Regions from separate parts of the Mus musculus genome. Here region 2 is linked to region 1. Evidence: chromatin loops called from intact Hi-C (ENCODE). Cell type or tissue: gastrocnemius. All regions are shown on one strand. Each heading gives the region's core, and the rest is flanking DNA. Links, peaks and the distances in the headings are about the cores only.

The links. Hi-C counts contacts between places; a loop is a spot of excess contacts. Peaks named below come from ENCODE experiments on the same cell type or tissue, not always from the same donor. Only the 100,000 strongest peaks of a DNase experiment are listed, where the experiment ranks them.
Region 2: a loop joins it to region 1, with 5 times the contacts of the local background. A loop is called at or near these places in 2 of 42 quality-filtered maps.

What each region holds. Positions count from the first base shown.
Region 1 is chr7:120,827,258-120,835,181 of GRCm38, reverse strand. Gm5737 (predicted gene 5737) reads right to left here. Exons shown (of 12, transcript NM_001370881.1): 11 at 7,118-7,191; 12 at 3,358-4,243. The coding sequence ends at 3,989. Among named protein-coding and RNA genes, the nearest start is that of n-TLtag1, 4.3 kb to the left of the region's middle. In gastrocnemius, for the core only: no CTCF peak of the experiment used is centred there; DNase peaks (open chromatin) are centred at 3,937, 4,175 and 4,630; H3K4me3 peaks cover 1,682 bases; H3K27ac peaks cover 2,070 bases.
Region 2 is chr7:119,892,772-119,899,031 of GRCm38, reverse strand. It overlaps Dcun1d3 (DCN1, defective in cullin neddylation 1, domain containing 3 (S. cerevisiae)), which reads left to right and starts at 3,287. Exons shown (of 3, transcript NM_001163703.1): 1 at 3,287-3,474. Lyrm1 (LYR motif containing 1) reads right to left here and starts at 3,171. Exons shown (of 4, transcript NM_001285959.1): 1 at 3,142-3,171. In gastrocnemius, for the core only: no CTCF peak of the experiment used is centred there; DNase peaks (open chromatin) are centred at 2,875, 3,221 and 3,697; H3K4me3 peaks cover 3,904 bases; H3K27ac peaks cover 4,887 bases.

The sequences.
Region 1 (7,924 bases), core at 1,660-6,659:
CTGCCGACGGCAAAGGATATGAGCTAGAGAGGGTCCCTTCCTGGTTCTGACACTCATAAGTCTCTGTTGGTGGAAAAGACGTCAGGTGACTGCGAAGGGCTGGGTTGCTGGGCGGAGTCTTACGTAGAAAGGCGTTCTTGAGGTCTCAGCTTTCTTCATTCTTTCACATGGTCTCTAGGCTTGGTTTAGTGTCCCCTCGATGCTTATTTATCCACAACTATGAAAGCGCTACTTTGTGCCAGAAAAGAACTCAGCTCACTGAGAGGTTTCAGGAGTGAGCAAGACAGGTCAGGATTCAGAGACACTATTATTTCATCAATTACACTTGACTCCATGACAGCCAGATCTACACAGGAAAACCCTGCCTTGTTTTTGTTTTTGCTTTTGTTTTTTTGTTTTTTTAAAAGGGTGAAAGAAGGGTGGACAGCTCACTACACATTTTTATTCTGAAGAGGGGCAAATAAGCGGAATGATAGTGGAAGACTTACATAGGTCCGCTCTCGCTTGATCTCTCTCTCTCTCTCTCTCTTCTCCCCCCCTCTCTCCTCCCCCCTCTCCTTTCGTCACTGCTGCTGAAAGTAGAACTCAGGGCATCCTCGGATAGCACTCCTCCCCTGAGCCACACCCTTAACCTTAGAGAAGATAGACTTCCACCTCCAACCGTGTCTGTGTGGAGGTCAGAGAACAATTTGCAAGAGTCTGTTCTCTCCTTCTACAGTGTGGGATTGTAGATCCTAGGAATTGAATACAGGACATTCATCAGGTTTGGTGGCAAGCACCATCCTCAGCTTGGGAAGACATAAAGTGACTTTGAAAATCTCTTAGCTGGCTAGCATTGGTCCACAGTTGGAGATGGCTTTTAATAGAACGCTTATAAACCAGTCTCACTGGTTGCCCTATTCGGATAAACTATGTCATTGGTTTATAGTGGCCTTTCTTCTGCATCTGCATCAATGCTTCCTCCTTTAGTTTCTTTAAATGAGCCAACCCTTCCTGTGTGAATCTCACAGGGGCTGGTAATTAGGGTAGCATCGGAATCCTTCAGGGATTTGTGTGTTGGGTGGGGGTACCGTATCCTTTCCCACCCGATAAAGAGAGGACAGAAGAATTCTTGAGCTGGCGATCTATGCTGCTACGTAGTGCTCAGGCCTTAGTCTTGTTGCTTTGAGGGGGAAGAGACGGAGAAACCCAGAAAATAAGTAAATTGATTCTTGGCTAGACAATAATGTGAACATGTAAGGCTGCCCTAAAAACATATTTCTCAGGAAGAGAAGGTTGAAAGAGGGAGTTTAGAGAAGGGGGGGGGCATTTGGATGATAAAAATTTATCAGTGAAGGAAGTTCAACTGCCAGTTGTGAAGGTTAGAGTTGATGGTCAATTAGACAGGATCTGCAAGCACTGGCAGGCACACCTGTCAGGGGTTAGGTTAGATTAAGGTAGTCTCTAGGCCTGTTGATGGATTATGTGACAGAGCTCCTCCAGGAGGTTGAGGTGGGAACCCATTCTAATAGTGGGCAGTACCATCTCAGAACTTGGGTAAACATGACAGTCTCTTTTCTTTCTGACTACAGACACAATGTGACCAGCTGCTTCATGTTCCAGACGCTAACTTTGCTCACACAATGGACGTATGAACTATGAGGCAAGATAAACCCTTTCTTAAGTTGCTAGTGTCAGGGTTTTGTTTGTTTTTCCCAAACAGGGTTTCTCTGTTGTAGCCTTGGTGGTCCTGCACCTCACTCTGTAGACCAGGCTGGCCTTGAACTCAGAGATCTGCTTACCTTTGCCTCCAAGTGCTAGAATAAAAGTCACTACCCAGCTCGCCCAAGTATTTCATCATAGCATCAGGAGAAGGAAGTATGATGGCCAACCTCGGACAGCCTGAGATTTGTAGGTATGGGATAAGGAAGTAGAGCCCAGAGTTCAACCCCAAACCCTGGAACAGAATTAGGCTGCAATAGACATAAACCATGTGTTACATTTCCCACTGGACCTTGGGAAGTTCTTCCAAATGATCTCAGCTACAGAGCAGAAGCCCTCACCTTCTGATATTTCAAGTTAGTGATGGCCTCCAATTCCTTATCTTTACATTGACGGTAACAAACCCTACTGTAAGTGTGGCTCTAATAATGGAATAAGGCTATACAAATGCAAGCTCCTGCCAGCGTTGGGCACTAAACAGATAGAAATGATTACCACTGGTCTTTAAAACAAAAACAAACAAAGAAACAAAGAACCAAGTAGACACTGGAGAGATGGCTCAGGGGTTAAGAGCACAAACTGCCATTCCAGAGGTCCTGAGTTCAATCAACTCCCAGCAACCACAGGGTGGTTCATAACCATCCTGTCATGTGGGATTCAATGCCCTCCTCTGGTGTGTCTGAAGACAGCTACAGTGTACTTATACAAATAAATAAGTCTTTTTAAAAAGTAGACACACGCACAAAATTCTAACTACTGTATTTTAAAACTCCTACACAGTTTTTCTAATTTGCCTGACCGGGACACGTGCTATGAGGAACACCACACCACCTATGAAGGTTGACTCATACCTTCTCTTTCCTCCACTGCAGCCTGGTAGTTACTTTGTTCTCTGCTAGGGTCCGTGGTGTTTATTCAGTTAACGCCACGTGCGTACCAGATGATAGATACCCGTGGATCTGCTTACACACTGTTATTTTTGGGATCCACAGTCCACATCACAATGGCAGGGAGGTACAGTCTCTGTTGAGAGCAGATCTGTGGACTCAAAGTCTTAAAGATGATGGTGAGGAGCACTACTCATCAAGAGATACAAATGATACTAAAATATGGAGGCTGGGAAGTGGCTCAGTGGGCAAAGTGCCTGTCACACAAGGATGGGGACTTGACTTCCATTTATAGTGCCCGCATAAAATGCTGGGTGAGGTGGCATATACTTGTAACCCCAGAGCTGAGAAGTCAGAGGCAGGTGGATCCCTAAGGCTTCTTGCCTACCCTACCCATTCCAAATTCTAAACTCTAAACCAGTCTGGAAAAATAAGGTAAGACAGCTTCAGGAATGACATCCTCTGATACCACATACAAATACACACAAACATAAAATATGATCAGCCAAACTCTTATTTTGTCTGTTATATTGGTACTTTTTAAATGAGACATTCAAATTTCTTTTTTTTTAAAGATTTGTTTATTTTATGTATATATGAGTACACTCTAGCTGTGCAGATGGTTGTGAGCCACCATGTAGTTGCTGGGATTTGAACTCAGGATATTTGGAAGAGTAGTCAGTGCTCTCAACCGCTGAACCGCTGAACCATCTCTCCAGCCCTCAAATTTCTTTTACAAACTTTTTTTCTCCATTGCGTCCTCTGGACCTGAAACGTTTTACTGTGCTTAGTCGGTTCCACTCGTTAAATGAGAACCAAAAGTTACTAAGTTGGGCTTGGGTATCCTTTCCCAGCTAGTCAACACATAGATAGGTGTCAGGATAAACTCAAAGAAGCCGTGGCAGGGAGAAGGTCCTTGAAGGAGGCAGAAGACAGGTCCAATTCCACAGACTCCACCAACCAGAACTCACGCATTTAGACCAACCGTGAAGGCAGGGCTAAGGCTTATCCCAACAGAAGCGACCTCACTGGGGTTTCAGCGTAGAGATGGAGGCAGAAAGGGGTGAAGTCAGATCAGGGAAGAATCTGGAAGAATAGGAAGGAGAGGGCTAGACTGGGTAGGACTGGAAATGGCTGGGAAGGGGAAGCAGGCTGAGGCTGGGACCTCATCAACCGCCTCGCCTAGCCTCGGGAAAAGAGTAACACACAGGATCAAGGAGCCAAGAGCCGGGAAACCCAAATGTGCAGACGAATAGAAGCCAAGAGAGCGAAGCAGAGGCGTGGCCAGGAATCGGGGCGGAGTCAAGAGGCAGGGGCGGGCCTAAACCGGGAGGTCAAGCCAGGTAGAAAGATAGCGAGCTACTACGTGGGCGAGGTCGTGGTCGTGGTCGTGGTCGGGCTCAGAGCCTTTCCACCACCGCCTGCAAAGGCTGCAGCCCTAGGAAGTACAGGGCCAGGCCGAGCAGGGCGAACAGTAGCAGCAGCATGAGCAGCAGCCGCAGGAGCGTCAGCACGATGCAACAGCGGGGCTGCGGGGTCGTGGCCTGCACATATCGCTCCACTGCGTCGGCGAAGCTGAACTTGTCCGGCGCATAACCAAGTTGAGTGCGGGCCTTGGCAATCTGGAAAGTGTGCGTCACGGCCACGCTGAGCACCTATGGGAGAGGCGGAGCAGCAGAGGGCTGGGCTAGTGGGAGAGCATCCTGTGCCTTGTTGACCAAAAGGATAAGGAAAGGGCAGACTGCCTTTCCGTCACACTGGGGTTTAAAGACCAGCTGCTGCGTCTGGTTCCTGATGCCTTCCTGAGGGGGAGGCTTCCTTTCTGAGATCTTTTTCTTGGAGGGCGCAGCCTCCTCGATGACCTTTCGGTATCTCACCCTCAGGCTCTGCTAAATTCTCACCCTGTTTCGTTCCTCTTTTCTCCTTCTTTTCCCAGCCTAGCGCCGTTCTAGACCCCTGGAGACCCTTAGATGCATCCTTGAATACCAGGGCAGACTGAAGGTTTCCACAGCCTGTAGTGGGGTGCGGTTCTCCAGATAAACATTTCCAAAGGAGGATGTCGGCTTCCTGTTGCCAGCTCCAGACCAATTGTAGTGGGCGGGGCCTCCAGAAGAACCTTCCTGTCCTCTCAGCTGGTTAACTAAGTGACTCTAAGGGAGGGATTCAATTACGAACAAGTGATTCCTCTTTAAGTCTGAGCTACATCCCCAGCTGCCGGTTGGCTGAGGACCACCTGCTTCCAAGGTGATAAATGACAACCATAGATGATAGAACTCCCACTGCACTTGCTGTGGGCCCTTTATACACTTCTGTCCTCGGTGATGGCACGATTTTCTCTTTGCATAATTGGAAATTGAAGAACAGAGCTTAAGTGACTTGCCTAGGGTCACATAGGAGATCCACTTTAGAAAGTGGCCATATTCTTGGTCATGCTGGGGTCTGGAGGTGCTCTCCTGCCTGGCTTGTTATTCTCCAGCTAGACATTGGTTATGTGGTTCTCTCATGGTGCAGACAGGGCTTTGGGGCTAAGCCCTGGTCTGAAGACCCCAGTGAGGGAAACAGACCAATTCTTGTCTGTTTTGCCCCAGATACTACGTTCAGGGCTTGGAGGAATGCAGGTTAGTAAATATTCTAAAGTCAACCAAGCTCCTCTTGCAGGGAGACATAGCTGTGAGGTAGGCAAGCAGGTCCTAGCACAGTGCTCACAGAGGTCCGGTTTAACTGTGACCTCAGGGCGTAGGTGGCTCTCCTGCATGCTGGAAAATTCCTCCTCATATCTCGGGGTAGCTCTTATCACCCAGTTGGATTGCCTGGTTTCTAGAACATTTTCCTCTTTGGATTGTGGACTTCCTGGGGTAAGCACCAAGTCTTTCTCACCTCTAGTGCTCAGTGAAGTGCCTGGCACATAGTAGGTGCTTAAGGAATGAAAGGTTTTTAAATGCTAAAGAGCTGATTGGTGTCTCACAGACTGGCCAGCAGACGGCAACTGACCTGTCGCCCCCAAACTGCCCCAGATCCTTTGCCCTAGAACCAACGAGTTAACCCGCAAACCCACACTTTAGACAAGAGGAAGTCAGGCATTAGCCAAGTCAATGCCTGACTACAGTTCCTCAGCACTCCTGACAGCTGTTTACCTTGTTGGTTTCTGGTGTTTTATAAGACAGTGGTGAGGCTTTAGGTCTGGGTTCAAATTCCACCAGTGCCCTGTAAGTGAGTGATCTTGTGTAGGTAGCTTCACGGTGTCTCTGATTTCCTCCTCTGAACAAGCACAGGGTAATAGTTTCCAGTGGTAGTGACTATCACATGACACCAAAGGACTGTCACTAGCCTCCATCAGTCTGGGGAAGATGTAGGCAGTGGCTTCCCGGAAATATTCTCCATGCCCTCTCTTCCTTTCAGCGTAAGGGGCCCTGAACTTAGCATCCTGAAGCCAATCCCCATGTGGCGTGATCTTAGACAAGCTTCCGGTTTTTCATCATAAGCTGAAGAGCATAATCTTTTGCCCTTCCTAATTTAACACTAAGGAGAATCAAATGAGAGAGGCCCTAAATTACATCTGCTGTCTTACTCTTAGTGTCTACTTAAGAGACCTTCTTTGTACAAACAACCAAAAGAAGCTCTTAGATTTATTTATTTTATATGCCCTGCCGGAATGCATGTATGCGCACCAGGTGCATGCCAGAAGAGGGCGTCAGATCCCTTGGACTGGAGCAATGGATGGTTGTGAGCCACCATGTGGATGCTGGGAATCAAACTGGGTCGTCTGAAGAGCAGTGAGGGCTCTAAACTGATGAGTCCTCTCTCCAGCACCAAAATGTCCTCTTTTTGGATGGTTCGTGCTAAGCAAATATAAAACTACTCAGACATCAGCTGGTGCAGTGGTGCACACATTTTATCCCAGCGCTCAGGAGGAAGAGGCAGGTGGATCTCTGTGAGTCCGAGGCCAGCTCTACACAGTGAATTCCAGAATATCCAGAGCTACCTAGTGTGAGACTTGTCTCGAAAAACAAGACAACACTCCCAAACTATGCGCCATAACTATGAGAAGGGTTTTGATATTCTGTACAAAGAAGGCATCAAATACATACTTATTGTTAAATAAACATGTACTAAGCATGTGAAAAACATGAGTGATGAGTCTAGGGCCACTGGGAATTTGTGTGAGTGTGTGTGTGTGTGTACATACATATGTATGTATATATATGTACATGTATATGTATATTCAGAGTTTGGGTTCAAAAGAGTGTCGTCTTTGGGATCTCAGGTCTGGCTAGAAGATAAGCTGCCTATAGCTGGAATGACAGCTGTGAATAGGAATTTGGAGCGGTCCAATTTTCAGTACGTAACACCGTCTGAGCAAAAACTTAGTTGGTCGGGAGCATTAGAAAGGAGCGGGCTGTAGTTTCGGGTCTACATGGAAGGTTCTGAGACTGCAGAGAAGAATCTTGTGACAGAGGTGTTCAGCAATGGTGGAGAGGAGGAGAACGGTGTAGGGCTGGGATTCCCCCACCCCTCAGCACCCCTCTTACCTCACTGCGGGTGAGTAGTGGGGGGATGGTGCAGATGGGTCTCAGTGCCAGGTGCAGGTACTCCATCACTGCAGCTGTGGGAGGGGGCAGGTGAGAGGGGCTCAGGGATGCATCCACTGGGGGCGTGTCTTGCCTTGCTAGGGGTCCCTTTAAAAAGGTCACTGGATTCCCTTCAGTTGGCAGCATTTGCTGGGGGCCTGTTAGCTAGGAGATATGTCATGGTAAGATGGTACTAAGTAGTGATGATGGTCTGAAGAATGCAAGCAAATCTGAGAAGGCTCAAGGTGTTTCTGTTCTCTCTCTTTCTCTCTCTCTCTCTCTCTCTCTCTCTCTCTCTCTCTCTCTCTCTCTCTCTCTCTCTTTGGTTTTTCGAGACAGGGTTTCTCTGTGCAGCCCTGGCTGTTCTGGAACTCACTCTGTAGACCAGGCTGGCCTCGAACTCAGAAAATCCATCTGCCTCTGCTTCCCAAGTGCTGGGATCAAAGGTGTGCCCCACCACTGGCTTCTCAGTCTCTCTCTCTCTTTTTTTTTCTTTGGTTTTTTGAGACAGGGTTTCTCTGTGTAGCCCTGGCTGTCCTGGAACTCACTTTGTAGACCAGGCTGGCCTCGAACTCAGAGATTCACCTGTCTCTGCCTCCCGAGTGCTGGGATTAAAGGCGTGCACCACCAGTGCCCGGCTTCTCAGTCTCTCTTAAATGACGTTTCATTCATGTGTTTCGTGTATGTGTTCATGCGTGTGGGTGTATATTTGCCATGGCGCATGTGTGAACCACGCAGGACATCCTTGGGGAGTCAGTTCTTCCCTTC
Region 2 (6,260 bases), core at 1,261-6,260, 940 kb after region 1:
GAAACTTTGAATACAACTTACAGAAATCCTCTTGCCTACAAAAGTTAGCCAGAGATGCTCAAAACCAGTTATCCAAAGTCAGGTGTGTGACAGATATAAGGGAGAAACTGGGAACAAGCCAATGGTAGAGACGACAATTCTCCAGCAAGAATCTTCGCCCCTTCAGAGCAAGTAGGAAAGTCAGAGAGCCCACACACTAAATTCCTCCTTTGTGACATCTTGTAAGAAACTAGATTAGAAAGTTGCACAAAGTCTTAGGTGGACATTGGGTGTGTCCTGCCACACCTTTATTCCCAGCTCTGGGGAGTTCAAGGCCAGATTTTTACAGATCAAATTCTAGGACAGTCATGGCTACAAAGAGAAACACTTTTGTTTCAGAAGAACAAAAACAAACAAGGTTTTGGTGACAACACTGGTCACAGCTGGAGATCTCTTGCATTTGACTTTACAGCCAACTATTTGAAAGACAACAGCATTTTGCACCAGGGACCTGTTTTTAGAACATTCTCCAAGGACTCTCTAGTTACCAACTGAGGAATTTTATTTATCAGTCCAAATGGCTCCTCACTAGCCTGTCCCAAGAGCAGAAACAATGATTGTCTGGCTTTACGAGTGAGGAATGATTGGCACTCAGAGAGGCCTTAATTTTTTTTTTTTCAGTGTTTCAATCCAACATTGAACAAAAGAACAGTTTATGGTAAAACTCTTCTGTCTGATTTACCCAACAGGGCAGAGACCAGCCACATGCAGCTACTGAACATCTGGAATATGTGTCTAAGAACTGTTATTTAAACTTAGTCACATGTGTTAAGTAGCTACATACAGACAGCAAGGTTCTCAGGTCAATTACAAATCAAATGTCAGCTTGGGAGTGGGTGTGAGGGGAGATGCTTATGGCTCACTTGGGGCATAAGCCACAAACAAAGGATAAGCAACTCTGCAGTTTCAGCTGTGTAGGATTCTAGGAACCTCAGACTGGTGTTGCCAGACTGTCCGATTTTCCTAATGAAGCCAAAAATCTGGATTCTGATGTTCAATTTTTAAAAACTGGCAAGCATAGTCTAAGAAAGAAGAATTTAAATCATGCTGCGGGCTGAACACTATGCTTGCAGGCATTATCTGTCTTGCCAGCTTGCAACTTTTAATCTAGGCCAACCCTATCAATTCGAAGAACAGGACCTTTTCCAAGGCCACCCAGCAGATCCAAGAATGAAACCCAGCCCTTCAGATACCCTTTTCATTGAGATTCACTATGTGAGTGGCATCGGTAGCAGCAGGGACAAAACTCCTTTTGTAAGAATTCCAAGGCTGAGATGGGTGTGGTCGTGCACACCTTTTAATTCCAGCCCTCCAGACAGGGAGGCAGAGACAGGTGGATCTCTTGAGTTTGAGGCTAGCTCGGTCTATAACACATGAGAAAGAAAACATGCACAATCACACAACAAACCAAACAAGAATTCCAGGGCTGGTATCGTATAAGGTGTTCCTACGAAGATATGACAAAATAGATCCCAATGGGCTCATGTAAACCAACATTTATCAAGGAAATCAGGAGTGCACACACATTCTTGTACACCAAGTCCAAAAGCTTTGACAGCTGGGAGAGCAGGAAGAGATTTGAGGCCCTCAAAAGGTGACTCTCACTGATTGTGAGGGTGGATACTATTGTTTAACGATATTAAGGGGGACTCCTTATTTTTGAGGTGTTCTTATTGAGCTTCCTACTGGCTTGTACCCTTCTTGGTGGTCTCTAAATGTGAGATCTAAAGAATTTGGGGCTCTTTCTCATCTACTACCTATTCCAGGGTCTAGGAATAAACCCCACATTTATTATCTCCAACCATGACTTGTCTTCCAGCTTGTCCGTCTCATTTCTGGACATCTTCATGGGCTGTAAAATGACTCTGGACATACGTTCCAGAGAGCATAGGAGATTCCTTCCCAAACTGTTTTCTCTAGAGAAACATCTTTGGTTTCACATTCTCCCATACATTTCGTATCCAGTTCAGCATTCAGTCTGGAATGCTCAAGCTCCCAAATACATTATGAATCAATTCTCTTAATTTCCATGTTTCCACCACTGTCATCTCTCATGGCCTTAGCAACAGCCCTTTAACTACCTTCTTTTATCCAGCAGCAATTTTTTTAAATGTAAATTAAGGTTTGGTCATTCATTACACTTCAGGGAAGTAATACAAAGGCCAAAACCTTGCTATTTCTGCAACTCCAAGACTTCTTTCTCGTCTGCCTTTTGTTTAAAATGTTACCCACAAGGCAGTTCCTTCTCCCATTCTCTTTTCCTCTTAAACCTGGAAGAGGCCTTCTCACCACACCATTCAGCTTCTGGGGCAGCTGCTATTCTCTGCATTCATTTACTTATTAATGAAAAGTTCAGAAACAAGACTTCCTTCATTTTGTCATTTGCTCATCTTAGTAATGAAACTAGCCTTCATCATCACCTGAAGTCTGATTCCTACATCCGGGATCGTTTGGGTGGCCTTTCTCAAGGCCAGCACCTCTCCAGCCTCCTACAACTGCCCCGTCGCCTTCCATTTATAATCGAAAAGTCTGAAGGGTCCCAGGCAGGATCTCTCCCACGTGCCAGTTCCCTTAGGCAGGTCTCCCGAGGCCAGCAGCGATGACACCAGTCGCCCTCGCGAGGCTGGGGTCATACAGGCGCGTCTCCTAGCAACCCCACACCGGCATCTCATCCCTGGCCCTGGGAAGCCAACCCCTTTCCCCAGTCCCCCGCGACTGGAGCCGGCGTCTCCATCCTTACACTCACTCAGCGTCACTCCTGCTTTTCCCCACCCACAGGAGCCGGCTGGGAAGAGGCGGTGCCAGGAGCTCTGCCGAGCCTTGGCCACACCGGGCTGTATCCAGCAGGTCCAGTAGGCCAGGCCGGGCCAAACCACCGGGCGGACCGCTGTGTTAGCATGAGGCCCAGGTTAGAGGTCGTCTCAAACCTCCTGAAACTTCCAGATTTAGCCGACTCCCCGCCGCACTCAACAACTGAGCTAACCTCCCTCTCCTCCAGCCTTCCCTTTCACCCTTTCGTTATCCCCTTGCCCCATTTCTAGTCAGAAAATGGCCTGGCCCAGCTCCTAGCCCACCCTCCGCCGCTCCCCGCCTTGCCCTTACTTGGAGACGGCTTCGGACGTCCTCGCGTACGTCGTGACGTCACCCTCCTCGTTCCTGTCCCCGCCCCTCTCCCATTCTCTCCCTCCTCGAGCCAGCGGCCGGCGGGGTTACCGGAAGTGATGATGCAGGAGGCAATGGAGGGGGCGGGGCTTCGGGGCGGCCGCCGCCGGTGGGCTGCAGATGAGGAGGAGGCGGCGGCCGCGGTGGCAGAAAAGGCGGCGGCGGCGGGGGTAGGGAGCCTGGAAACGCAAGCGGGGATGGTAGGTAGTTTGGACCCGCCGGGCCGCCGTCGTTTCCAGAAAGGGTTTGACTGGAGGAACCTCTGGAGCAGCTGTGAGTTTGGAGGGGGGGAGTTGAGGAAAAGGGGGGAGCGTTGAGAGATGAAGGGGCGGGGGTTCGGTTCCTTCGAGAAAGGGGGTGGTGGTGGAAAGGGAGGAGTGCATATCAGCGCCTTGTCTGGACTGGTCCCTCTGGAAGAAGAGGCTGTGAGGGGAGCCTGTGGCTTGTCAAGCGCAAGGCTCCGAAAACTTACCTACTGTCCCTGCCTGTCCATCGCCAGCACCCCTCAATCCCGGGCCTGGGGACCTGGGGCTGTAGATCCCCGGGGAGGGTCTGCAGACTCTGAGCTGAAAGTCCAGGGTAAGAGCCGTGAGGTAGGAGCCCAAGGGGGAGGTGGTGGGTGAATCTGCAGCTCCCTCCCTGATTTTTCTCCCCACCCCCATCCTTTTCTGTAATCGTTAACAGCTCTGGAATTAAGGGGCTCAGACCTGAAGGCCTTTCAGTGCACCTTTGCTATAAACGATAACCATCTGTGCCTGAGGTAATGGGGCTGGAGGGTTTGCCTATATCCTGTTTAGGAAGTGGGACGGGATGACAAATGTATTGTTTTTTCCATCCCCATCTCTTATCTCCCCTCATACACACCTCTGTTTCATACTTTAATTCTCTGTGGTTAAGTGGCAGTCGTGGACACCCTCTCCCCTTTGTGGCACTTAGTACCTCAGCTACCTCTTTTGAATTTGGTGTTCAGCCTCTATCCCAGCTCCTAACTGCAAGCTTTGTAGTACTTCAGTTATGGTCTGTGTCACATTGGGGAGTACCTCACAACGCCGCCTGGCTCCCGATTATAATGAACATTTTCTTTTATGAATACTAGAATTCCAGAGCTCTTCCAAGGCATCATAAGTGGCTTCATAGCCCAGGAATCAAGGTCTCTCGCTCTAAATACTTTATATGTGAGGAATTTACATGTTGTCAACTCTTTCCAAAAATGATTTGATGTTAGGCTAATTCTGGATTTCTGTGTTTCTCTCCACCCACACTTCATGATGCACTTCAGAGAACAGAAAACCCTATATTACTGTTTTTGTTTCTACAGTTGGACAATAGCTCTTTTATGCCTGTCTCGATTTGTATGTCTTACAATCAGCTTGATTTTTTTATCTTATTTAGCCGATGCCTTGTGTATAGGTGGTCGTAGAAGAGACAGTGTGATATGTGCTTATGCTTTTAGCAAAACACAGTGCATAATGGGTATAGAAATGTCTGAAAAAAAAGAAAGACTGATTGGAAAGAACTCTCTCATATTGTTTAAAAAACAAACAAACAAACAAACACCCCATCATGAGTAAGTAGTGCCTCTTCTAGGCTGTCAGAGATTCCAGAGTGAAGTGTTAATGAATCTTGTTTTGGTGTTGATACATTTTAAAAGAAGAAATTCTCTGTTAATTATGGAACTGTCTTTTAAGAAACTTTATGCGTTAAGAAAGAGTGCGAGATTTTAGGGGTCCTTTGACTAGAAAGTGCAAACGTGTTGCTCTTTAACTGAATTTGTTGTGCAGTATCACTAGGCTTATCATAGCAGATGTTCTGATGGTGGGAAGAGAGTCCCATCGCATTTATCAGGGCCCGATAAAACAGAAGACTTGACGCCTTGATTGTACAAGTAATGATGTTTATTACAGAAATATAGCAGAAGAGTTACTGCTAGCTGTCTCACTTTAATTCATTTGGAACCTAGTTTGTCATTCAATGACAAGTCCAAAATTCATTCAAACTGCTATTAAAGTGCTAGCCAGTGTTTCAGACAGTGAGTGTACAAAGGTGAACACAAGCAAAAAGGGTCCTCTCTCAAGGAGTTTATCAGAGTGGGAGGTGAGGACAGAAATGATAAATCAGCAAATCTGATTTTGATTGTCAGCAAATCTGATCTTGATTGAATGCTGGAGAAAAATGAGTGATAGGCTAGAGTGTGTGCCTGGAACGCAATGGAGGGAGACCTTCCTGCTTAAACAGAACTTTAAACGAAAAGGAGCCAGCCATGCAGAGATGAAGGGAGAACTCTTGGAGGTTTAGGGAACAGCTTGTGCAGAAACTCACTGGAATGAACTTGGCAAGTTCTAGGGACAAGAGAGTGGGGGTGGGGTGTAGATTTAGGGAGTAAAAAGTTGAAAGAAATAGGGTCAGAAGAGTAGAGTTGGGGCTTATTAGTTAGACGAAAGAAAGATGAGTAAGGAGGAGGAGAAACAGAAAGAGTCCTTTTGGTTCATTCTGTTGCCCTTCCTAGAGCATTTATGATTATTTTTGCACGTTCTTTTGGACTGTTAGAGACAAAGGGAGCTCACCTAGCTGAGAGGAGAGGGCATACCTGGTCCCGTAAAATATTTTGCTGTATATGCATAGTAAGTACTTTGAATGTGTCCTATATCTTCCATCTCCGTGTAAACTTAAGGGTAAAGAACTGGGCATGTGTTAATTCTGCTGATGACCATCCAAAGCTGAGCTTCTTTCTTTCTTTCTTTCTTTCTTTTCTTTTCTTTTTTTTTTTTTTTTTTTTTTTTTTTTTTGCTTTGGCCAGGCAGCATTTGTGTTGCAATAGTTCTGCACTTGCCTTGGCCTCCTAGTGAGTAATAATATTCCACTGAGAGGTAGGTTGGTACTAAAAGTTCACTCTGGATTACATTAGATAAGGACTATTGTGGGGCCCATTTCCATTCTGTCACCATCTTTGGGTTGGCAGTAACTCGGGTGTCACTACTTTTGCCTTCCGTTGGGGGCATTCATCTCCAGTTCAACCTTATGTTCAACAGAGAGGCCTTATCAATATATCGCTTGGATTT